Linked DNA regions of Homo sapiens: all the other regions are linked to region 1. A link is a loop called in an ENCODE intact Hi-C map of the cell type or tissue named here. Cell type or tissue: CD14-positive monocyte. All regions are shown on one strand.

The links. Hi-C counts contacts between places; a loop is a spot of excess contacts. Peaks named below come from ENCODE experiments on the same cell type or tissue, not always from the same donor. Only the 100,000 strongest peaks of a DNase experiment are listed, where the experiment ranks them.
Region 2: a loop joins it to region 1, with 4 times the contacts of the local background. A loop is called at or near these places in 3 of 110 quality-filtered maps.
Region 3: a loop joins it to region 1, with 3 times the contacts of the local background. A loop is called at or near these places in 2 of 110 quality-filtered maps.

What each region holds. Positions count from the first base shown.
Region 1 is chr11:7,493,343-7,501,342 of GRCh38, reverse strand. All of the region lies in intron 2 of OLFML1 (olfactomedin like 1), which reads right to left. Among named protein-coding and RNA genes, the nearest start is that of OLFML1, 12 kb to the right of the region's middle. RefSeq lists an enhancer at 4,768-4,867. In CD14-positive monocyte, no CTCF peak of the experiment used is centred here; DNase peaks (open chromatin) are centred at 2,942 and 4,992; H3K27ac peaks cover 2,768 bases.
Region 2 is chr11:7,672,578-7,680,577 of GRCh38, reverse strand. It overlaps CYB5R2 (cytochrome b5 reductase 2), which reads left to right and starts at 7,078. Exons shown (of 9, transcript NM_016229.5): 1 at 7,078-7,159; 2 at 7,687-7,830. The coding sequence starts at 7,753. LOC105376533 (a long non-coding RNA gene) reads right to left here and starts at 4,118. Exons shown (of 11, transcript XR_007062576.1): 1 at 4,071-4,118. It also overlaps a transcript of OVCH2 not described here. RefSeq lists a silencer at 6,566-6,775 and enhancers at 7,296-7,395, 7,416-7,465. In CD14-positive monocyte, no CTCF peak of the experiment used is centred here; a DNase peak (open chromatin) is centred at 3,297; H3K4me3 peaks cover 1,770 bases; H3K27ac peaks cover 937 bases; H3K27me3 peaks cover 3,913 bases.
Region 3 is chr11:7,662,029-7,670,028 of GRCh38, reverse strand. CYB5R2 (cytochrome b5 reductase 2) reads left to right here. Exons shown (of 9, transcript NM_016229.5): 4 at 298-404; 5 at 695-824; 6 at 1,468-1,551; 7 at 2,216-2,301; 8 at 3,479-3,578; 9 at 4,483-4,925. The coding sequence ends at 4,655. It also overlaps a transcript of PPFIBP2 not described here. Among named protein-coding and RNA genes, the nearest start is that of CYB5R2, 7.5 kb to the left of the region's middle. In CD14-positive monocyte, CTCF peaks have their summits at 3,898 and 4,106 (motif pointing right); a DNase peak (open chromatin) is centred at 4,128.

The DNA.
Region 1 (8,000 bases):
GACAACAGGGAACCTTATGCATTGCAGGAGCCGCTAACAGAAGGACCCCCTGCCATACTGAGCTACTGGGGGCCATAGGCTGCAGTGTAGGATGGGGAATGATCTGCCCTGTTTGCCAGGGCCACCCCTCCACCTGAGCCCGAGAGACCTTTCTTCAGTTTCCCAAGCCTAACCTGTCTCTTGTGAAGCCTCTGCTCTTCCCTGGTTCTATGCTGATCATAGAGGACGAGTAAGGGTTTAAGCCTGTGAGTGACCATAGAGGACTTTTATGGGGTAAGAGGGAAGGTCCATTGGCTGTGAGAAAAGGCCAGAAGCTATTTCTATTAAGGAACAAGCACAAGGGCTAGAGAAGTTAATAAATATCTGACAGATACATCTGACATATAGTATGCTTCATACTGGGCTAGGCACTTTACATTAACTCATATAATTCTTTTTTTAAGTTTTTTTAAAATTTTTTATTTTATTATTTTAGAGACAGAGTCTTGCTCCATTCACCAGGCTGGTCTCAAACTCCTGGCCTCAACCAATCCTCCTGGCCTTGGCCTCCCAAAGTGCTGTTATTACAGGCGTGAGCTACCATGCCCAGCCCCGTATAATTCTTTTTAAAAAAAAAAAAACCTTCTTAAACATTTTATTTTTAATTGATAAATAATTATATATATTGGTGGGGGATACTATGATATTTTAATATATTTCTAAAATGTAGAACTCATAATAAGTTTAAGTGGTAGATATTTTAATCCCCATTTTCCAAATGAGGAAACATTAAGGCTTGTATAAGTTACTTGGAAAGGTCACACAGCCATAAAGCGTGGGGATGGGGTCCTCTGAGCTCAGTCTGAGCTGGGAGGCAGCCAGTCAGGACCCCTCCAGCCAGCCCCAAGGGCATGGTGACGTGTATGTATGTGTGTGGCGGGAAAGAATGAAGAGGATCTGGGTGTGCAGAAGGGTGGATGAGGGCAATGGGCTCTCTGGGACCTAGTCACAGACTATGGGACTTGACTAGGAAGCCCCCAGCCTGCCCATCCTTCTTGCCTGAAGAAAAGCCAGCAGGCTTGCAGCCCAGCTACAGAGGGACTATGTCTAAGAGCAAGGCATATTAATGTCTCATCCGTAAGAAAATGTTCATTTAAAATACAGCAGAAATGGCTGGGCACAGCGGCTCATGCCTGTAATCCCAGCACTTTGGAAGGCTGAGGTGGGAGGATCCCTTGAGCCCAGGAGTTCAAGACCAATGTGCGCAACATAGTGAGACCTCGTCTCCACAAAAAATACAAAAATTAGTTGGGCTTGGTGGCACATCCCCTGCAGTCCCAGCTACGTGGGAGGCTGAGGTTGGGAGGATCACTTGAGCCTGGGAGGTTGAGGCTATAGTAAGCTGAGAGTGCATCGCTATACTCTAGCCTGGGCAACAGAGGGAGACCCTGTCTCAAAACAAACAACAACAACAAAGCAAAACAAAACAAAACAATAAATCAGTCAATAAAATAAAATACAGCAGAAACCAACACAGACATGCTTCTTTCTCCCTCTACTCTTCTTTTCTAATGCAGAACCCTTGGAGAAATAACACAAGAGTGGATATATGGTTTTGGTCAGGGAAACATAGTTCTGGAAAAAAAGAAACAGAATTCCCCCCATGTTCCTTCTGCTTCTCCTATTCCTTCCTTTGTAGATGAAACCCAGCACTTGGAGTCAGAGATGTGAGTGGTCTAAACTCAGCCTTTGGCTCTATGTGTCTCCCCAAAAGTCCCTTTGTCAACCCAACCTTGTTTTTCCCAGCTGTAAAACAAGAGGTTTAGGTTGGATGCTCTCTACATAGTTTTCAGGGCTGATACTCTGTAAGTTTTATAAATTCCTTTTCTTTTGGAGTTTGAGGATAATATATTTACAGTGTTCAAGTAAAAGGGTAAGTTAAAACTCCCTGCTGTGCTTCTCTTGAGAAGAGATAATTAGCAGGAAGAAAAGGTTGAGGAAGGATGGGAAATAAATTTAAAACCTTTGGGTCCAGCCAAGATGCAAATTTTTTTAACAGAGGCAATGACATGCAAGGTTTCCCTGGCAAACCAGAGAATGAGAATCTGGGTTTCCCCCTCAGGCAGAATTGCAGACAAGCAATTAGGATAGAATTTGGCGCAAGGCCTCACAGTAAATTCATACACAAGTATCACTTATTTGAATCTTTTCATATAACTTGTAAATTCATACATAAGTATCACTTAATTGAATCTTTTAAATACTTTTCCCCTGATTTAATAGCAACACTCTCCAAATCTGGTGAGACTTATTCCTTTGTATGGGAGTCACTCAATCTGAGTTAAGGATCCGAAACATTGGTCTGGCTGCTGGTGGAGAATGGCTTGGGGATGGGGAAGGACAGAGGGAAACCAGGTAATGAGTTTGTAAGTATGATCCAGATGAGAGCTATCCAAATAGTGATGGATATAAGCAGCTAGAAAAGGAGAAGTCACGTCTTAATAACTGATTCAATTGAGGGAACCAGCTGATACCAAATCAGACTCAAAAATGGGGTGATAGGGTACATGAGATAGCAGCAGAGAAGGAAAAGCAGGTTGGCTTGGGAAGAGTGATGAATTCATTAAAGAGAAGAGAATTATCTTAAAACCCTGAGTATTTTGACTGCTTCCTGAAATGGTGTTATAAAACTTGACTTTTTCAACCATCTGGATTGTATTCATGTTCATAAACATTTATCAATACTAATCAGATGATAGGTAGGACGGTAGGCACTGAGATGACAAAGATGATGGCTCTCAGACTTGTAGTCAGTTATAAAATATCATGCTATTATTATAAAATTGTCAGCATGGACTTATTCTAAAAATTAGGGGTATTTCATGATACTGCCCATGGAATAAGTTTCCGATATCTCAGCATAGCATGCAGAGTGCTTGATCAACTTCCTCTCTTGTCGCTTCCTCATCACACTAGTCACTAGTCACCAAACCTGCCATGGCTTCCCGCAAGTTTTAGACTTTGCTCAGACTTCCTTAGCTCTCCTTTGCTAACTCGGGATACACCTGCTCATTATTCAAAACAAAATCCTCTGCTCCTGCAGAGCAGTTAGATGGTCATTCTCATCTGCCTAAAGCATTCTGTGCAACCCCTTCTAGGGCAGTTATTATGCTGAACTAGAATTGATTATTCACTTTGTTTCCTTGCAAGCACTTTAGACTCTATTTATCCTAAGTGCCTGGGACACAGTATATATCGCCCTCACTAGTCAACTTACTGCTTACTCTCCAAACTCAGAAACCAATTAGATTCAGATTGTGCAGAATTTGTCAGTTTCCAAACTTGCTATCCCAATTCATACTGTGTCAACCTAGAAATCAAATAGATTAGCAGGTGATATTTTGCTGAGTGCTTCAGTGGATGGGTAGCAGGAAAACAGGAACTGTATAAAATTCAGTGAGCCATGGGGCAATTTGGCATTGCAGAAGGGCTATGAACCCAGGGTTAGGGCTTAAACAGGGCCCGGCATACAATAAGTGCTTTATATGTTGGTTTTAGTGAATTACACATAATCCTTTATTAAATCCGTATCATAGGTTTTTCTAGCTTTCCAGCACTAAATTCAGAGTATTCCATGGCACCCTGTCCTGAACCCTAACAACTTTATTGATAATAGCAATAAATTATGAAAAAGAAACAGACTTGACACATGGCTTTTCACGTGCATAGATGTATGTTGCCCAAAGACATCAAGTTGAGAACTTCAGTGGAGGGTGTGGAAGCTGGGAAGATGTGTGAGGTATGAGTGTGAGTCCAGCCTGGCTCCACGATGGGGTCCCTACAGCTGGAGTCCAACACAGGCAACATAGACAACTTCCTTCCAGTGCCTCCTTCTGGAAGAGGCCAGGTCTCCATAATCCCTTCCCTTAGTTCATTTCCCTCTATAGTACTTATTATATTCTGTCTGCATATTATACATTTATCTGCTAACATATTTATTGTTTGGCCTCCCTCAAAAGAACGTCAGCTCTAAAAAATGAAAGAAAAATAAAAGCAGGGGCTTTGTCTTATCTGTTTTTTTTCACAGATGCATGTCTTATCCTGGAATATCATCTGGTACATATTATTACAATTTCTCCATTTTAATTATGTACATGGTAAATATCAATAGTTATAACCAACCTCAACAAAACCTATTTGGAGGCCTGAATAATTTTTATGACTGTAAAGGGTTTCTGAACCTGAAAGTTTGAGAACTGTCCTAGAGCATCCAGGCTCGTCAACACTCACGTAAAGCATGAAAATGGGCCATCCTCTGGGGAATTTATTTTTTTGAGACAGGGTCTTTCTCTATCACCCAGGCTGGAGTACAATGGCATGATCAAGGCTCACTGCAGCCTAGACCTTCCAGCTACAGTGTAGCTGGGACTACAGGCACATGCCACCATGCCCAGATAATTTTTTTTTATGTTTTATAGAGATGGTGTCTTGCTTTGTTGCCCAGGCTGCTCTGGGGAATTTCTGATCGGTTTCCACTTTCCACCAATTATCTGACTGCAACAACATTGTAACCATTCCAAGGTTATAATTACGAACTTCTCATTTTTATTTATTTCTCATTTAAAGACTGAGCTGGTTTTTTGCATAGTGTTTTTTTTTTCCTGTAATATTCCAAACTGAAAAGGATGGAAATGCTCTCAATTTCTAGCTGTGGTACTGCCATTTGCCTGTGTATAGTTAGAAAACACAAAGTCATTTTGATGTTTCCCCATGGATTCTTCCTGTGAAGTACATCTCATTTCATCCTGTTCTTTTTATCCTTTCTCAACATGTGATGGTCTAGGGCCTGCTTCCTGGACCTGAACTTTGCAGCAGACTTCTCACTGGTTCTTTGGTGATACTTCCTCAAAACTGTTAATCACACCAATGCCTGACTCACTGCTTTCATGTAGACATTTGCATATTTTAAAATCAGTCTTGATTGCTGCCTGTTTCCATGAGCATTGAGATGAAAAGCCTTATATGGGTATAACTAGAGGTCATAGTAGAGGGGTGAGCTTCAGAGCCAGACTTGGAACACCAAAGTGTTAAAGTGACCAGGCTAAGTTCCTAGGGACCTTGTGTACTTCTGCTTTCTCTCTTAGACATCTGCCTCCGTCATGAGGCCAGGCCAGGTTAGCCTCCTGCAGGAGCAGAGGCCATGCAGAGGACAACCCAGTCACCCCAGCTGAAGTCATCCTCACCCAGCTGTTCCTAGGCAACGTGCCACTGACTGCAGGTGCACAAGTGAGCCTACCCAGCCACCCTATGGACCCCTGAGAAATGATAAACGATTGTTGTTTGAACCCACTAAGTTTAGGCGTGGTTTGCTATGTAGCATTATTGTGGCAACAGATAACTGATACAGGGCAGGGTGGAGACTGTGAGTAGACACAGAGGCAGAGATGAATCTAGCATGTCTGGGGTGGTGCATACTTCTGTATGTGACAGGAATGTGAGGAGAAGAGATGGGCTGTGTGGAACTCTCTAAGCCACAGGTTCTTCATCTGAAAAGGAGCTGTAATAGTGTCGACCTAGCTTGTTGGTTGTTGTGGTCATCAGACAAGACATCAGATTTAAGGGCTGAATGCTATCTCTGGCAAATAGTTCCCTCCATTTTCAAATAAACGATTCCTTCAGGTCAGAAAAGATTGATTCTCTACTCTGTTCCAGGCACAGCATAAATGACTCAGGCATGCATGAGGTATATTTTATGTTTTCAGAATAGCAGGTGAGATGGACAGAGCACCAGACAGATAGGGATAGGCAGCAGCGGCACGAGATGCTGAGGGATACTCAAAGTTGCTGTGTTCAATTGTTGGCTTCTTATCCACTTTTATGATAAAAGTAAGCACAACACATATAGCGGATACCATATTCATAGTTTTTATTTAATTCGTGAGTATTACTTTCATACTTAAACCAAAGAGAGCTAGGCTGGCGGGGGTCAGGTTGTAAAGGACTTTCTTTATATGTTATTTTTGGGGGGGTTGCTTTACCCTACAGGTTTCAGTTGCCATGGAAGGGGATAAAGCAGTGATGTGGTAACTCTGGCAAGATTACTCTGTGGCAATATAGGATAAAGCCCTGAAACAGGGAGAAATGGGAGGCAGGAAGGTCAGCGAGGAGGCTTTCATAGGAATCAAGACTAGAGATGGTGAGAGAGCAGTGCAGGTGGAAAGAGTACACTTGAGAGAGATTCACAAGAAAAAATCTACTGGATATAGTGACCTGTCAGACGAGGGCCAAAGGGAAGATTTCTAGCCCAGGAAAGTGTGTGTGTGACTATTCTGTTAACTGAGCAAAAAGTGGGGAAAACACAGGAGTTTTATTGTTTGAAAGTCAATGAAGAAATGGCAGGGAACTAAAAAACAGGAGGGTAGGGAAAGAAAATTGGACCTTCTTGGCCAGAGTTTAAGAATCTAAAACCAGCCTGTTTGTAAGTAGGAATCATCATCAAATAGAAAACTAACATGGTCTTCATACTGTGACCCATGATAAGATCAGGAACAGCTAGAACTTCTGGGCCCAGGCACCTACTCTCAACAGAAGGCTCCTACCTCATGTGCCTCCCTGGCAGTCCTGGAGATGGCTTCACTGAGTTCAGCCTGTCTCTTCTGTGCCCCCTCAGCCTCCCCTACTGCCATTCTGCTCTGCACCCTGTGGCCAGAATGCACCTCCTCTGAGCCCCGACACTCCCATGCTTATCACTGCTCCGCAGACAGCACAATGGGAGAGGTGAGGGTGTGCAGGACCCAGCCTGTCTGGGTCAAAGTGCAGCTCTGCCATCTATTAGTTGTGTGACCTTGGACAAATAACCTATCCTTTCAGTGTCTTTGTTTTCTCATCTATAAAACGGGAGATAATATACAGTACCTATCTCACAGGGTTATCGTGAGTATTGCATGACATAGTCCAGTGAGATAGGTAAAATGCTTAAGGATTATGTGTGGTACATAATACGCATTCAGTAATATTAATTGCCATTGTTCACATTATTCTGATTCCCTACAGCTTGCAAGTGTGAACTAGTTTAACACAAAGGAGCTTAGCTCATGTCTGGTTCTTTCATCACCTCTCTACAACTTCCTCCTTCACCTGAGCTCCATTGAACAACTTGCTCCACAAACACACTGAGCCCAATTATGCCTTTGTGCTGCCACATGCTGTTTCATTTTCTTGAAATGCCTATTACTTTATTCTCCACTTAATTAGCTCTTTTCCATGATTAAAACTCAGCTTGAGGGCTACTTTCCAGATTCCATAATCCCCCCATCTACATGGCAACCCTGACCATATCTACTTAATGCCTGCCCCCTGTGCTTTTGTGACACCCTATGCATCCCTCCATCAGAGCCATCATCATTCCAGATTTGTCTGGACAGCTTCTCCCCTTGGCCATAAGCTTTTTGAGGACAAGAATGTTACCCTGTCCAACATTCTATCTCTAATGCCTGGCACAATGCCAACATATTTCTAGAATTCAGTTGGACATTTGTTGAATAAATAAATAAGTTATAGCAAGAATGAATGGATGTTCAGGGCACCTGGAGCCACAGTTAACCCTCTGTGAGAATCCGTAGTGATGGGACTGAAGGTATCCTCATAGCCCACAGACCTTTCAGATGGATAAACAAAAGAAGTGCTATGTACGTGGGCCTTTCTGAACCCAGCACAGTGACCCATGGGTATTACCTTTCCAAGGGAAAGCACAGGTTAAGCTGTACTCTACATGCGCCTCCAATGTTGCCATCCCCCTGAATACCGAAATAGCTGGGTGCACGCAGGCACACGTACACACACGTGCACACACACACCTGTACTTACACCTGCATTTATACTTTGAATCCCTTCTTTTGTGGTAAACACATCTGTTGCAAATTAGTTATACCTCTTTTAATATTTTGTTCCACTCATGACAAACTAATGGACCTTGAGAGTTGGCAAACAGATACATTTTATTTGGTTAATAGTGGGGATTT
Region 2 (8,000 bases), 180 kb before region 1:
AAGTTCATTCTGCCAATCAGTCGCTGCTTCTGTTATGGCACTGCCTTCTCTTCTGACTCTCTTCTACTGTGACTCTCTTATAAAGACCCTTGTGATCACATCAGGCCCACCCGGATAATTGAGGAGAGCCTCTCTGTCTCAAGATCTTTAAATTAATTGCAGTTTGAGAGTCAGAAAAAAAAAAGTGTTTGTCCTGTTCTTTCCCTCAATGATCAACACTTCTGTGACCCTAGATTTGTGGAAATTTTTCCCCACGCACCAGGTGAGCAATTCTCCAGTAGACACTGGCTGACTGTCCTCTAATTCAATTCATTTCTGACATTGTCTACTGGAAGTAGCCTAAGAGACCACACATTGAGGGCTCAGTCCCTAAGACTGCCACCCACCTCGGATGCCAGTCTCAAGGCTGGGCTTCCAGAATTTCTGACTGATTGGCTATGAAGTGGGGTTCCCATGACTCCCTCCTCAGATTAGATTAATTTGCTGGAGTTGCTCATATAATTCAGGGAATCATGTTAGTTATGTTGATCATTTTCTAATAAAGCATATTCCGAAGAACACAGTCGAACAGCCAGATGGAAGAGATTCACAGAGCAAGGCATATGGGAAGGGTCACGGAGCTCCCATGCCTTCTCCCGGCACACTGTGCCCTAGGGACCTCCACGTGTTCAGCTATCCAGAAGCTCCCTGAACTCAGCCCTTTGAGGTATTTATGGAAGCTTTGTTATGAGGCATAATTGATTAAATTATTGACCATTGGTGGGCAATTCATCTTTCAGTCCCTTTCCCCTCCCTGGAGGTTGGAGAGTGGGATGCTGAAGGTTCCATCCAACTTTCTGTATTAGTCTATTTTCATACTGCTACAAAGAACATCCCTGAGACTGACTGGATAATTTATAAAGGAAAGAGGTTTAATTGACTCACAGTTTTGCATGTCTGGGGAGGCCTCAGGAAACTTACAATCATGTCAGAGGGTGAAGGGGAAGCAAGCACCTTCTTCATAAGGCACCAGGAGAGAGAGAATGAGGGAGGAACTTCCAAACACCTATGAAACCATCAGATCTGGTGAGAACTCACTCACTATTATGAGAACAGCATGGGGAAACTGCCCCCCAATCCAATCACCAACCTCCCTGTTTCCCTCTACACATGGGGATTATAATTCAAGATGAAATTTGGGTGGGGATACAGACCTAAACCATATCACCCTCTAAACATGGGGTTGGTTTCCTTGGCAACCAGCACCCATCAGGAGGCTATTCAGGAGCCCCCAACAATCAGTCAACTCATTATCATACAAAAAGATCCATATCACTTGGGAGATTCCAAGGATTTTAGTTGTTGTATGCCAGGAAACTGGGAGGAAGACCAAATATATATTTCACAATATCATGCACAGCTACAAAGTCCCTTTTGTCATAAAAGGTAGCATTCATAGGTTGTGGGCATATCTGGGGTGCCATTATTCAGTCTACCCCAATTTAGGCTTAACAGCTAGGACCTAAGAAATGGTCATTTATATAGAGGATAAAATGGAAATAAATTATTTTCAAGATTAAACACTTAATGAAAAGTTCACAGCTGCCTGGAAACTGTTTTGAGAGCAAACATTCATTTAAAAAAAATGTTTGCCTTTTATTTTAGATCCAGAGGGTGCATGCACAGGTTTGTTCCATGCATATTACTGCACGATGCTGAGGTTTGGAGTACAAATGATCGCGTGACCCAGGTAATGAGAATATTAGCCAATAAGTAGTTTTTCAGTCCATGCCTCCTTCCCTTCCTCTCCCTTCTAGCAGTCCCCAGTGGCTACTGCTCCCATCTTTATGTCCATGTGTGCTCAATGCTTAGCTCCCACTTATAAGTGAGAACATGCGGCATTAAGTTTTCTGTTTCTGTGTTAATTCACTTAGGATAATGGCCTCCAGCTGCACCCACATTGCTGCAAAGAATATGATTTTGGTTTCTTATGGCTATGTAGTATTCCATGGTGTATCTGTACCACATTTTCTTTTTCCATTCCACCACTGATGGGCACCTAAGTGGATTCCATGTCTTTGCTATTCCGAACAGTGCTTTGATGAACATGTAAGTGCATGTGTTTTTTTGGTAGAGTGATTTATTTGCCTTTGGGGATATATCCAGTAATGGGATTGCTGGGTCAAATTGTAGTTCTGTTTTCAGTTCTTTGAGAAATCTCCAAACTGCTCTCCACAGTGGCTGAGCTAATTTACATTCCCACCAACAGAGTATAAGCGTTCTCTTTTATCCACAGCCTCACCAACATCTGTTATTTTTTGACTTTTTAATAATAGCCATTCTGATTGGTGCAAGACGGTATCTCATTGTGGTTTTTATTTGCATTCCTCTGATGATTAGTGATGTGGAGCATTTTTCCATATGGCAAACACTCATTGACCAATGACTTGGGCAGGACATCAGTTCCCTCCAGAGGTACTCAGCAATGAAGGAGGCCTCGTTCCTGCACAGGAAGAGCTGAATCTTGTGGGGTGGAGTCTCACAGATGTTCAAACAGTGACAACAGAGGTTCATCTTGTTTTGTTTTTTTTTCCTCAGCAAACGCTTGTTGAGAGCCTACCCTTGCCAGGCCCTATTATCAAGCTGGGGATTTACAGACATGAGACTTGTGCTCATGGTTTATTTCAGGGGATTAGTAGAAAATGAGCCAAAATCCAGGCAGCACATGAGCATGTGAGGGACACATTTACAGTGTTTACGAGTTAGGAGAAGAGAGGCGAATCACTGCCCTTTCAAGATTACTGGGAGCCCAGAAAAATGCCTTTTATCCTGCTCCAAGAATGAATAAAGAGAATGTGCTTGCTATCTGCCTCTCTAATAACACAGAGGGAACAGGCAGAGAAAATGAGAGGGAAGAATGAAGGGTAGAAACAAACTACTAAGAAAACCACAGGAAAAGGTGAGGTGCCTCCGGATTTCAAAGCTACAAGTAAAAGCTTTTGACAGAGTCCAAGGGGGAAAACAATGTTTGTTCATTCATTCATACATACATGCAATAAGTATTTATTGAGCATCTACCAATTGCCAGACACTGTTCTAGGGATATAGCAGTAGTTAAAACAGACAAAGTAACTCCTATCCTCATGAAGCTTACGATACGGTTTGGCTGTGTCCTCATCCGAATTTCAACTTGAATTGTAGTTCCCATAATCTCCATATATTGTGGGAGGGACCCAGTGGGAGGTGGTTGAATCATGAATCATGAGGGCAATTCCCCTCAGGCTGTTGTGATAGTGAGTGAGCTCTTACAAGATCTGATGGTTTTATAAGGGGCTTTTCCCCTTTTGCTCAGCACTTCTCTTTCCTGCTGCCATGTGAAGAAGGATGTGTTCACTTCCCCTTTCGCCATGATTTTATAAGTTTCCTGAGGCCTCCCCAGCCAAGCTGAACTGTGAGTCAATTAAATCTTTTTCCTCTGTAAATTAGCCAGTCTCGGGTATGTCCTTATAGCAGCATGAGAATGGATTAATACACTTACATTCTATGTAACAAATAAGTAAAATATGTTGTATAGGTAAAAAAATATATCATCTGGTGCTATGTCTTATGGAGACAAATTAAGCAAGGAAGGGGGACAGAGTGCGATGGAAAGGATTATTCCTCTCCTAGGTGAAGAAGTATTTATGGAGTGTCTATCATGTGTGCTAAATGCACACATAAGGCAGAGATGAATTCATTCATTTGTTCATTAAATATTTATTGCATGCTTTCTTTGTGACAGTCAGTGTGCTAAACCCTAGGAAAACAAGGTGTCTGCCATAAAGGAACTTCCAGACTAGTGTGAAAGTCAGTCATTCAATAACGCACTGTTCAAATGCACAATTACAAACGAAAGTAAAAGCTATGAATAGGGCCGTGTGTGGTAGCTCACACCTAAAATCTCAGGACTTTGGGAGGCCAAGGAGGAAAGATCCCTTGAGGCTAGGAGTTCCAGGCTGTACTGTGCAATGATCATACTTCTGAATAGCCATTGCTCTCCACCCTGGGCAACAAAGTGAGACCCTTATCTCTACAAAAAATACAAAAATTACCCAGGCATGATGGCAACAGTCCTTGCTACTCAGAGGCTGAGGCTGGAGGCTAGCTTGAGCCGGGGAGTTCAAGGTTGTAGTGATCTATGATCGTGCCATTGTACTCCAGCCTGGGCAACAGAGTGAGACTGTCTCTGAAAAAAGAAAAAAAAAGCTATGAATAGAATAGTTAAACGAAAAGAAAAACTAAATTTAACAGAGTTTAATTGAGCAAAAATCAAGTTATGAATCAGGCAACCCTAAGAACCAGAATAGGTTCAGAGCAACTCTGGGGCTGCCACGTGGTTGCATAATACTTATGGACAGAAACAGGAAAGTGATGTACAGAAAACATAAGTGAGGTACAGAAACAGCGGGATTGGTTACAGCTCATGATTTGCCTTACCTGAACACAGTCTGAACAGTTGGCTGCCTATAATGGGCTGAAACTTCCATGATTGATACAAGAGTAGGTTACAGTTCACTATGTACGAAGAAACTTTTAGGGTGAAACTAAAACATTAAGGAGGCAGCTTTAAGTTAAACTTAACAGATTATAATATGTACATGTACTTAAGTTGGGGGATCACAGCAGGCATCTCCAAGGGAGTGATATCTGACCTGAGATCTAAAGAATGTATAAGAATGAAAGACATAAACACTTGTTGTAAACTACCGTAACTAAAACAGTGTAGTATTGCGACAAGGTTGGGCAGCTAGATAATGTAAGAGAAATGGGAGGCCGGAGCTAGACTCACACACCTATGAAAACTGATATAGGCCAGGGGTAGCAGGTCAGTTGCAGGTCAGTGGCCAGATGTGAGCAATTCAATAAATGTTACTGAAAAACACACATTAGCCACATGGAAAAATGAAATTGTATCCCTGCCTCACATCCTACACAGAAATCAATTCCAAGTGGTTGAAAAACTTAAATGTGAAAGGAAAATCTTTAAATCTTGTTGGGGAAAATATAGAATATCTTTAAGGGCTTGGGTAGAAATAGACAAGTCACAAAAATCACTAACCATAACGGCAAAAAAATTGAAGATTGGTATATTTGGTTATACTGCAATTCAAATTTCTATTCATCAGACTACACCACAAAAAGGTGGGACAGAAAAGAAAGAAAGAAAAAAGAAAGAATAAGTTACAAATTACGAGAAAACATTACTAATTCATGTAACTGGCAAAGAAGGGATATCTAAAACATATAAAACCCCTAAAAATCAGTAAGAAAAAGACAACAGAAAAATGAGCAAAATTTATGAGCAGGCATTTTTTTTTTTCTGAAAAGGAAACTCCATGGGAAATAAATATATGAAAGGTGCTCAAACTTATTAGCAGTTATTAGGTAATGCAAATTGGATTCCTGATACATCATTTTACACTTATCGCATTGTCAAAAATTAAAATATCTGCCTATAATAACCAAGCACCTGCAGGTAAATCAAAAGTAAAGGCATTTGATTAAGTCAAAGAGAGAAAATTAAGTTTGTTTATTCATTCACACAGCAAGAATTTTTGAGCCTGTGGTGGTGTGTGTCTTGGGGAGAAGGGTTGGTAAAGTGTTATGGGTTATTGTTTTCACCCTGATTCTTATGTTGAAGCCCTAAGCCCCAGTACCTAAGGATATGACCTTATTTGAAGGTAGAGCCTTTACATAGGTAATCAAGTTAAAACAAGGTCATTAGGATGGACCCTAATTGAATATGACTGGTGTCTTCATAAAAGGGGAAATTTGGACACAGGGACACACACAGAGGGATGAAAATGTGGAGACATAGGAAGAAGATGCCCCTTCTCCTAGCCCCTCTCCTACAAACCTAGGAGAGGCATGGAACAGATCCTTCCCTCACAGCCCTCAGAAGGAACCCACTCTGCCCACACCTTGATTTTGGACTTCCAGCCCCCAGACCTGCGAGACAATAAATTTTTGTTGTTTAAGCCGCTCAGTCTGCGGCACTTTGTTACAGCAGCCCTAGCAGAGTCAAACAGGTGGGGATCTGCTTCTGGGCTTCTCTGTTTCACACAGGTCCTGAGGCAAGAATTTGCCTTTGCCTGTAATCAAGGGCGAGCCGGGCAGCCAAGGTTCCGAAACGCACCGTGAAGACCCTCTAACTGTGCCTACTATTCTGCTCCCCTCCGATCGGCGCGGGGCTCTTGTCCTTCCTCTCTCCACCCAGCGAATGAATGAACGCAGGAGCGCTCGGAGTACACGTCTTCAACTCGGCGACGCCCCTGCTTCGGCCCCACCCCGCAAACACCCGCCCCGGACCAGGCCCAGGGTAGGCGCCCATGAGGTATGTCGAATGAATATATTCGCGCGCTCTTTGCAGCTGCCTGAATTCTTCCTTCCCCAGCATCCCCCTCCGCCCGGTCACCCAGACGGCCTTCTCCAGCCTTGCCGAGCTTAAGTAAGCTGAGGGGCGCTCAGTGTGGCAGCTCTGCGTGTGCAGGGAAGGGGCCAGGATGCAGAGGGGCAGCGCAGGAGCGAGGACGCCACGGCTCAGCGCCCCGCCAGCCTCATGATGGAGCGCTGCCCTGGGGGCAGGGCTGACCCAGAGCCAGCGGCTCGTGAGTGAGAGCCCCCCGACCACGGCCCTTCTCGGGGAGCGGGCCAGCCGCCGGGGTCCCAGCCTGCGGGGTCCGCCCGCGCTTTTGTCCTCCCGGGCGTGCGTGTCCGGGTCTCGGCCGGTTCCCCGTCGGCCAGGCGGAGCTGCGGGGCGACGCCACGAGTCTGCGGGCCCGCGGCGGGGAGCGGCCCCCGGCCAACCCCAGTTCGACGACGTGTTGGGCGTCTCACTCCGGGTGGGTTCCGCGGCGGGGTGTATTTATGGAGTATTGAAGAAATATCTCCGTCGGGACGGCCGGAAGGAAAGAGGCCAGAGGCGCGGAGGCCGGCTAGAGCCGGGAACGAACGTCCGACCGGGAGGTTGGGGGCCGGAGCGGGAGGCGTGGGGAGAGGTCGTGGGCGGGACCGCGAAGGGCGGGGAGTGGGGCGGGCCGGCTCGGATTCCGGAAGGCTGAGACTCCAGTGACCCGGCGGGAGGAGAGGCAACTTTCCCTGTCGGGCTTGAGTTGGGAGAGGAGCAGGGCGGCCTTGTAGGGTAGGGACAGATGCGGGGAGGCTCCCGAGTCTCTGGCAGTTGAGTGCCCAGGCCCCCTTCGCCCTGTCCAGGAGACTGTTGGGGAGTCCCCAGGCCCTAAGTCACGGGGCACCTCTTAGAGCTACGCACCCTAGTTCTGTCTTTAGGGACTGGGCCCCTCATTCCGGATTGTGTGTTAGGGGTGATGTCCTCCCCCTTCACCTCAAGGAAGGGACTTCCAGTGTATGAACCTTTGGCTGTAGCCAGGAGGGGCCTAGTGACCTGAGCACCCCAGGCCATGTGTGCTGCCTGCTCCAGGGGCCTGAAACATCCTTCCTGTGTGACCTGCAGCTGACCCCTCCCTACCCTCTGGTCCACGACAGGCTCTCCCAGCCGCCTTCTGTGTCACTACTGTTCTCTTTGCCTATTTCCTGCAGGCAGAGCTCAGCTCCTGTGCCTTTGGTGTGGGGAGGGTGTTCTGCGCCTGAGAGCTGCCCTGTCCAGGGCGGGCAAGACCTGAGGTGCTCTGTTCACATTGTGTCTGCCAGGACCCGTCCCTGCTCCTGACCATCACCGTCACTGGGGTCACTGTGCTCGTGTTGGTCCTGAAGAGCATGAACTCCAGGAGGAGAGAGCCAATCACCTTACAGGACCCTGAAGCCAAGTACCCGCTGCCCTTGATTGAGAAAGAGGTAATGGGTCAGCCCTGTGGGTGGAAGGCAGTAAGTGGATGATGGCTGGGATGGCAGGGCATCCAGACAGTCATCTCATGGCCTCCAGTTCACTCCCCGCCGCCCTGTGTGTGTGTGTGTGTGTGCTGGAATAGCGCCAAACGGACCTCCTTTCCCAGGCATCTCAGCTG
Region 3 (8,000 bases), 170 kb before region 1:
GCTCCAAAAAGCAGTTACACTAAGATCACAGGTGGGCAGACATATCACCCCCATTTTACAGATGAAGAGACCAAAACCCAGAGAGGTGAAGTGACTTGCCTAGGGTAGCACAGGGAGGCAGGGCAGGCCTAGGATCCGGGCATCCCATATTTGGGTTCCTTCCCTGCTCTCTTCTTCCCACCCCTCTTAACATTGTGCCCCCAGTATTTGCTCCCTTCACTGAAGCTCAGTCCTTTATTCCTGGGCCTTATTTAAGCTAAATATGCTTTGACTCAGTGCTTGATGCCTTTTCTATAGGTAACTATGTCCAGCTCTTGGCAAAAATCGATAATGAATTGGTGGTCAGGGCTTACACCCCTGTCTCCAGTGATGATGACAGAGGCTTTGTGGACCTAATTATAAAGGTAAATAGTGCCCACCATATCTGGCTAGCTCGTGCTTCCAAGCCTACTGAGGGTGGTGGGGTGGAGGGGCAGTGCTTTTTCTCTGAGGGCACATATGCCCTAGGCAGGGCTTTCCAGCAGTGAAGCTACAGTTAACCTTGTGGCAGCTTCATCTTCAGGGATTGCGTACAACAATTCAGAGAGGAGAACACTTTCTCTGCAAAGCTTCCAGCAGTAAATGCATTTTCTAGTTGTACGTGGCTGTGGCATTGTGTCTGGGAATGTGAAAGCAGTGCTGCCTTGCTTTTCAGATCTACTTCAAAAATGTACACCCCCAATATCCTGAAGGTGGGAAGATGACTCAGTATTTGGAGAACATGAAAATCGGGGAGACCATCTTTTTTCGAGGGCCAAGGGGACGCTTGTTTTACCATGGGCCAGGTACTGGAGGGGTTAATACTTGGGCTCCCAGCTGGGAGGAAGATTCCTGCAATGGTTCCATTGTTCTCGTACACTCCTCAGATTTGAGTCACATGGGGTTGTCCTTAGTCTTCATTCATTCACACACAATGCATAATGATCACACTTGTTACACATTCACACACCCACTTCATGAGGTTGTCAGCTTTTGTAAGGTAGGGGAATGACTTGGTGTTTCCTCGTCATTGTATCAAAATCTCCAGCACAATGCCTGATACATAAATGGTGCCTGCTAATACTGAAAAATGGATGGAGGGAGTCCATGCTCCTTGGTTACTCACATAGCCATTGTTTACTCACTGGTTCACCTCCGTGAGTGAGAATGCTCTTTGAGTCTCTGTGTTAACTTCAGCTTGCCCCTCTTTTTCCTCAGAACAGAAGGCCCGGCGATTCCCCGACCAAGCCCAGGCTCTATTCCCACTTTGTGCACTGGAGCACCAGGGCTAGCTGAGGAGACTGCCCTGGCCTGCTTCTCCAGCTTAAAATGGTGCAGACAGTCCCTTAGCTGGACGTGCCTCCTGGGAGTCCTAAGGAATGTCAGTGATCTTTTGCAGTCTCTTTAGGCAAGAACTGCAGAGGTCATAAGCATTCTCTGTGTTTCCAGGGAATCTTGGAATCAGACCAGACCAGACGAGTGAGCCTAAAAAAACACTGGCCGATCACCTGGGAATGATTGCTGGGGGCACAGGTAAGAGGCTTCTAGGGGCTCCATCCAGAGAGTGAGCCCCGAGACCCATTCTGACTTGGGAGTCATTTGATCCTCTAAGGGACAACATGAGAGATTTCGCCTCCAGCTGTAGAAGGTGGGAACGATGAACCAGTGACAGGTCTTGAAACTGACCCTGTGTACCCTGCTTCCCCTAACCAATATGGTGGCTGCTCAGGAGCCTTGTGGGGACCTTTCAGGTCAGGCTTGGGGGCAAGCTGGGCAGGCCCACCCATGCTGTCCCAGGGGCTCCTAGATCCAGTTCAAGCCTGACTCTCCCCATCCCTTGAAAATGACTGCCTGAAGAAAGAGAGCAGTCTTTGAAGGAGACATACAATGTGCCAGGCACTGTAATAGGCATTCTTAAAACGATCACATTTACCCGTCATTGTTTGATGAATGAGGACACTGAAGAACTTAGAGTGTTCTTTCCATCTTGCCATATGAAAATGAGAAAGACTACCTGACTTACTGTTGCATTAGAAAGGAAAACCAAAATGAAGGGCTGTTTCCTGCTTTGAGTTTTGGGGACAGAAGTGAGAAAAGGATAACTTGGGCTGGGGGAAGGTATGAAGCTTGCTGCAGGTCAGGGACTGTGGGCTTCAGAGACAGGGAGAAAGCTGGCTGCTCGCTCACTGTGTTCCAGGCATCACACCCATGTTGCAGCTCATTCGCCACATCACCAAGGACCCCAGTGACAGGACCAGGATGTCCCTCATCTTTGCCAACCAGGTCAGTTCCTGCTGAGCTTGCAGTGGTAGGATGGAATGTTTGCTGAGCTGGGCTCTTGTTTTCATTTCTCCTGCATTGACTGAGCTCATGCTGCTTGGGTGCCTGCATCTGTGGGAGGGCTTAGTGGGATCAACAGGGCTGCTGGCAGCTGGAGAAGCTGAGTCCAGGCCTGCTTTTTGCATGTATTTAACTCTTTTGTGTCTCCTCAGCCAGCCCTAAGCACTAAGCATTCCTTTTTTCCTTAAGATGTACTGCTGTATTTTTGCTAAGTGTAAAATCACAGATGTCCTCAGTGGACACTTCAGAAAATACAGAATATAAATATTTACTTACTTTTTAAATCTTTTTTCTATATATGTTATATATTTGTAATTTATATATGCTTTTTTTTTTTCACTCAGCATTACCACAACAGGCATTTTCTTCTCTTTAAGATGCTTTATAAATATTTTCATCATAGTTTTTATCAAGTTGCACTATAATTTACTAACTTCCACATTCAGGCTGTTTTCAGTTCTAAATAATATGGTGATGAATAATTGTGCCTACGCTTGATTACTTTTAGATTATTTTCTAAAACAGAATCCCAGAAGTGGAATGACTGGGATGAGAATCATGAGGAGTTTTAAGATCCAGGTCTTCTGTGCAGTTATCTTTGAGGCTGTGACAGGTTATTTTTGGCTTTGGTTCCCTTTCCCCCAAATGGGGCTCCAGACTGTTTTCCTCTCCTTCACATATCCAGTGCTGTTCTATCACAGGACTTTCTGAGCCCATTACATTTCTTCCAGAAGATCCTGGGCCTGCACTGAGCTTGTTCCAGTTAGGTTTGCTGTGCTAGAGCTCAGTGTAGATGTAGGAGGCAGGGCTGGAGCTCCGAGTGAAGCCATCCTGGCCAGCGCTTGGCTAAGGTCCTTCTAGTTGGAGGCGGTCACTGCAGCTCCATGGGAACCTACATCCCATGGAGGTTCTTCATCCACATGGAGGAACTTCATCCACAAAACAAAGGGTTTGAGCTTCAGGAGCAGCAGCAGAACTCTTGTTTGCCGTGGGAGTTGGCAGCGAGCACTCCAGCTGGAGTGGTGGCAGCTTTGGCCAGGAGTATGCTGACCGGTGTAGTCAGTCCAGGGAACAAGAGGATGGCCCTGGAGGGGCTTTTTCAGTGTTGCTTCTTTTCTAGACAGAGGAGGATATCTTGGTCAGAAAAGAGCTTGAAGAAATTGCCAGGACTCACCCAGACCAGTTCAACCTGTGGTACACCCTGGACAGGCCTCCCATTGGTACGACATCCATTGCCCTCACTCACCATGGGTCAGCACCAACCCTTGACCACTTTGAGGACTGGTCTCTGTCTCTTTGTTTTGTTTTAGTTTTGTAGGACCAGATGTGGGGGTTAAGCCTGGGGCTCTGGCTCCAGATGGGAAATGTGAGAAATTGAGGGAGAAAGGATTTGGGATGGCCTGCTTTTAAGGGCAATCGAGAGCAGGTGTCTAATACATCAGCAGCACCTCACGCTGCACTGAACATCAAAAGGGACACTGCCCCTGTCCACTGTGAACACCCACCCATTCCACACAGCCATCACATACACATCTAATATGGGCACTGACCCCTTCACCACTCACCCTTCTGCTTACGGCCACCACACCCCTTACCGCCCACCTCACCTGGACATGCTGAGCCCCCAGACAGCTGCTGCAGCCCAGACAGCATCCCAGCAACCACTGTGCACAGAGCACCCCACAGGCGCGCCTCTCACACTGCTCCCGGCTGTACCTGCTTGTCATACAGGTCCCTGGTCGGCAGAGGGCGCTACCCTACTGAGCAATTCTGCGCAGTTCCACTAACACCAGGCCACACCCTGCCGGACAACTCCAGCTGGCTGTACTGATTCACACACCTCGGTATACCTCGTTGTGTTCTCCTTCCTCGTCAATGCTGACAGCTGACAGACAGCAGCAGGGCTTCAGGGTCCCTGCAGTGAGCCTGGGACCTGGGGTGATTGCTGCAGAGGGCTGTTTACTAGTTCTGAGGCTTTTTGCAGGGAGCAGTAGTACAGACTTCTAAGCCTTTGTAGAGCAGCTTGTCACCTCCTCCCTGGCTGAGGGTGGGTGTGCAGGCGGCCTGGGATCAGGAACTCCACCTGGCATCGCTCAGCTTGCTCCTGCATCTCCTTCATTTCAGGCTGGAAGTACAGCTCAGGCTTCGTTACTGCCGACATGATCAAGGAGCACCTTCCTCCTCCAGCGAAGTCCACGCTCATCCTGGTGTGTGGCCCGCCACCACTAATCCAGACGGCGGCTCACCCTAACCTGGAGAAGCTGGGTTATACCCAGGACATGATTTTCACCTACTAACACCTCCACGTGCTCAGCAATTTTGCATGTCCCTTTTCATCTGTTTCAGAGTAAGTTCAATTTCACCACGGTAAACTGGGATGTTTTCAAAAGTGCCTTGCCATGTACCTTCGCGCACACACTGGTTCTCCTCTTTTGGGTGTGGGCCTAACAAAAAGGGCTCAAGGGGCTGGAGACTGGCTGCTGGGGCCTCCTTGCTTGGAGGCTGGAAAGAGCTCCATTTCAGTATCTTTCTCCGTGGTTTTGTGAAATAAACTCAAGTACAAAGCAGACAGCCCATGAAGTGTGGCTCTGTGGGGGACGTGCTAGGCAGTCAGGAGGCCGTGGCCTGGCCTGTGAGTTGGCTTCTGCATGCCCATGGGGGTCACAACTGGCAAGTGTCGGGGCAGTTCCTAAAAAACTCCAAGTGGGGTCACATCAACTCTCAAGAATCTCTCCATGGCACTAGGGGTCATGGTAGGAGTGGTTACACACAGAAACTTCTCAACTTTCAAAGTCAGGTTCCAGAAACTGCCTTAAATCCTTTGTATCATGAAACCCAAACGAGGGTCTGTCGGGGTGGGGGGGAGGGACAGCCAACCTCACCCATCCCCCTGTTCACTGTCTCCTTGGGGATCCTTCACTGCTTTCAAGGGAGACCCCACTCTGGCCACCCCCATCTCTCCAGGACACACTCCAGGGCCTGGCTCCCAAGGCCCTTCTTGGTTTGCTCCTGCCGACTTTATCAGATTTTTCTTTCCCTGGGCCCCCAACTCCGACCCCATTCTCTCACCTACTGGTTCTCAACTGAGGGTGATTTTGCTGCTCAGGGAACAGATAACAAAGTCCAAAGACATGTTGGTTGTCAGCTACAGAAGGGGTGCATCTACCCTCTATTAGCATTTAGAGGGTAGAGACCAAGGATGCTGCTAAACATCTTAAAACCCACAGGAGAGCCTCCATCACAGAGTATTTCCATCACAGAGTATTACGCAGCCCAAAGTGACAGCAGCACAGAGGCCAGGAAACCCTGCTCTAGCCTACCAACTTTTGGCAATCCCTAGGTTGTACTGGGCTGTTTCAAGTCTGTCTACCTGGAATGCCCTTCCTCTCCGGCATACCTGGGAAAATATGATTCATGTTTCCAAATTCAAGTGTCATCTCTTCCATGGAACCTATTCAGACTCCTTCCCCAAACCCCCATTAAGAATGACAACATGCAAGGGAGGAGCCAAGACGGCCGAATAGGAACAGCTCCGGTCTACAGCTCCCAGCGTGAGCGACGCAGAAGACGGTGATTTCTGCATTTCCATCTGAGGTACCGGGTTCATCTCACTAGGGAGTGCCAGACAGTGGGTGTAGGTCAGTGGGTGCGCGCACCGTGTGCGAGCCGAAGCAGGGCAAGGCATTGCCTCACTTGGGAAGCACAAGGGGTCAGGGAGTTCCCTTTCCGAGTCAAAGAAAGGGGTGACGGACGCACCTGGAAAATCGGGTCACTCCCACCAGAATACTGCGCTTTTCCGACGGGCTTAAAAAACGGCGCACCATGAGATTATATCCCGCACCTGGCTGGGAGGGTCATACGCCCAGGGAGTCTCGCTGATTGCTAGCACAGCAGTCTGAGATCAAACTGCAAGGCAGCAGCGAGGCTGGGGGAGGGGCGCCCGCCATTACCCAGGCTTGCTTAGGTAAACAAAGCAGCCGGGAAGCTCGAACTGGGTGGAGCCCACCACAGCTCAAGGAGGCCTGCCTGCCTCTGTAGGCTCCACCTCTGGGGGCAGGGAACAGACAAACAAAAAGACAGAAGTAACTTCTACAGACTTAAATGTCCCTGTCTGACAGCTTTGAAGAGAGCAGTGGTTCTCCCAGCTCGCAGCTGCAGATCTGAGAACGGGCAGACTGCCTCCTCAAGTGGGTCCCTGACCACTGACCCCTGAGCAGCCTAACTGGGAGGCACCCCCCAGCAGGGGCACACCGACACCTCACACAGCAGGGTATTCCAACAGACCTGCAGCTGAGGGTCCTGTCTGTTAGAAGGAAAACTAACAAACAGAAAGGACATCCACACCAAAAACCCATCTGTACATCACCATCATCAAAGACCAAAAGTAGATAAAACCACAAAGATGGGGAAAAAACAGAACAGAAAAACTGGAAACTCTAAAAAGCAGAGCGCCTCTCCTCCTCCAAAGGAATGCAGCTCCTCACCAACAACAGAACAAAGCTGGATGGAGAATGACTTTGACGAGCTGAGAGAAGAAGGCTTCAGACGATCAAATTACTCTGAGCTACGGGAGGACATTCAAACCAAAGGCAAAGAAGTTGAAAACTTTGAAAAAAATTTAGAAGAATGTATAACTAGAATAACCAATACAGAGAAGTGCTTAAAGGAGCTGATGGAGCTGAAAACCAAGGCTTGAGAACTACGTGAAGAATGCAGAAGCCTCAGGAGCCGATGCGATCAACTGGAAGAAAGGGTATCAGTGATGGAAGATGAAATAAAAGAAATGAAGCGAGAAGGGAAGTTTAGAGAAAAAAGAATAAAAAGAAATGAACAAAGCCTCCAAGAAATATGGGACTATGTGAAAAGACCAAATCTATGTCTGATTGGTGGACCTGAATGTGATGGGGAGAATGGAACCAAGTTGGAGAACACTCTGCAGGATATTATCCAGGAGAACTTCCCCAATCTAGCAAGGCAGGCCAACGTTCAGATTCAGGAAATACAGAGAACGCCAGAAAGATACTCCTCGAGAAGAGCAACTCCAAGACACATAATTGTCAGATTCACCAAAGTTGAAACGAAGGAAAAAATGTTAAGGGCAGCCAGAGAGAAAGGTCGGGTTACCCTCAAAGGGAAGCCCATCAGACTAACAGCGGATCTCTCAGCAGAAACCCTACAAGCCAGAAGAGAGTGGGGGCCAATATTCAACATTCTTAAAGAAAAGAATTTTCAACCCAGAATTTCACATCCAGCCAAACTAAGCTTCATAAGTGAAGGAGAAATAAAACACTTTACAGACAAGCAAATGCTGAGAGATTTTGTCACCACTAGGCCTGCCCTAAAAGAGCTCCTGAAGGAAGTGCTAAACATGGAAAGGAACAACCGGTACCAGTCGCTGCAAAATCATGCCACAATGTAAAGACCATCAAGACTAGGAAGAAACTGCATCAACTAACGAGCAAAATAACCAGCTAACATCATAATGACAGGATCAAATTCACACATAACAATATTAACTTTAAATGTAAATGGACTAAATGCTCCAATTAAAAGACACAGACTGGCAAACTGGATAAAGAGTCAAGACCCATCAGTGTGCTGTATTCAGGAAACCCATCTCACGTGCAGAGACACACATAGGC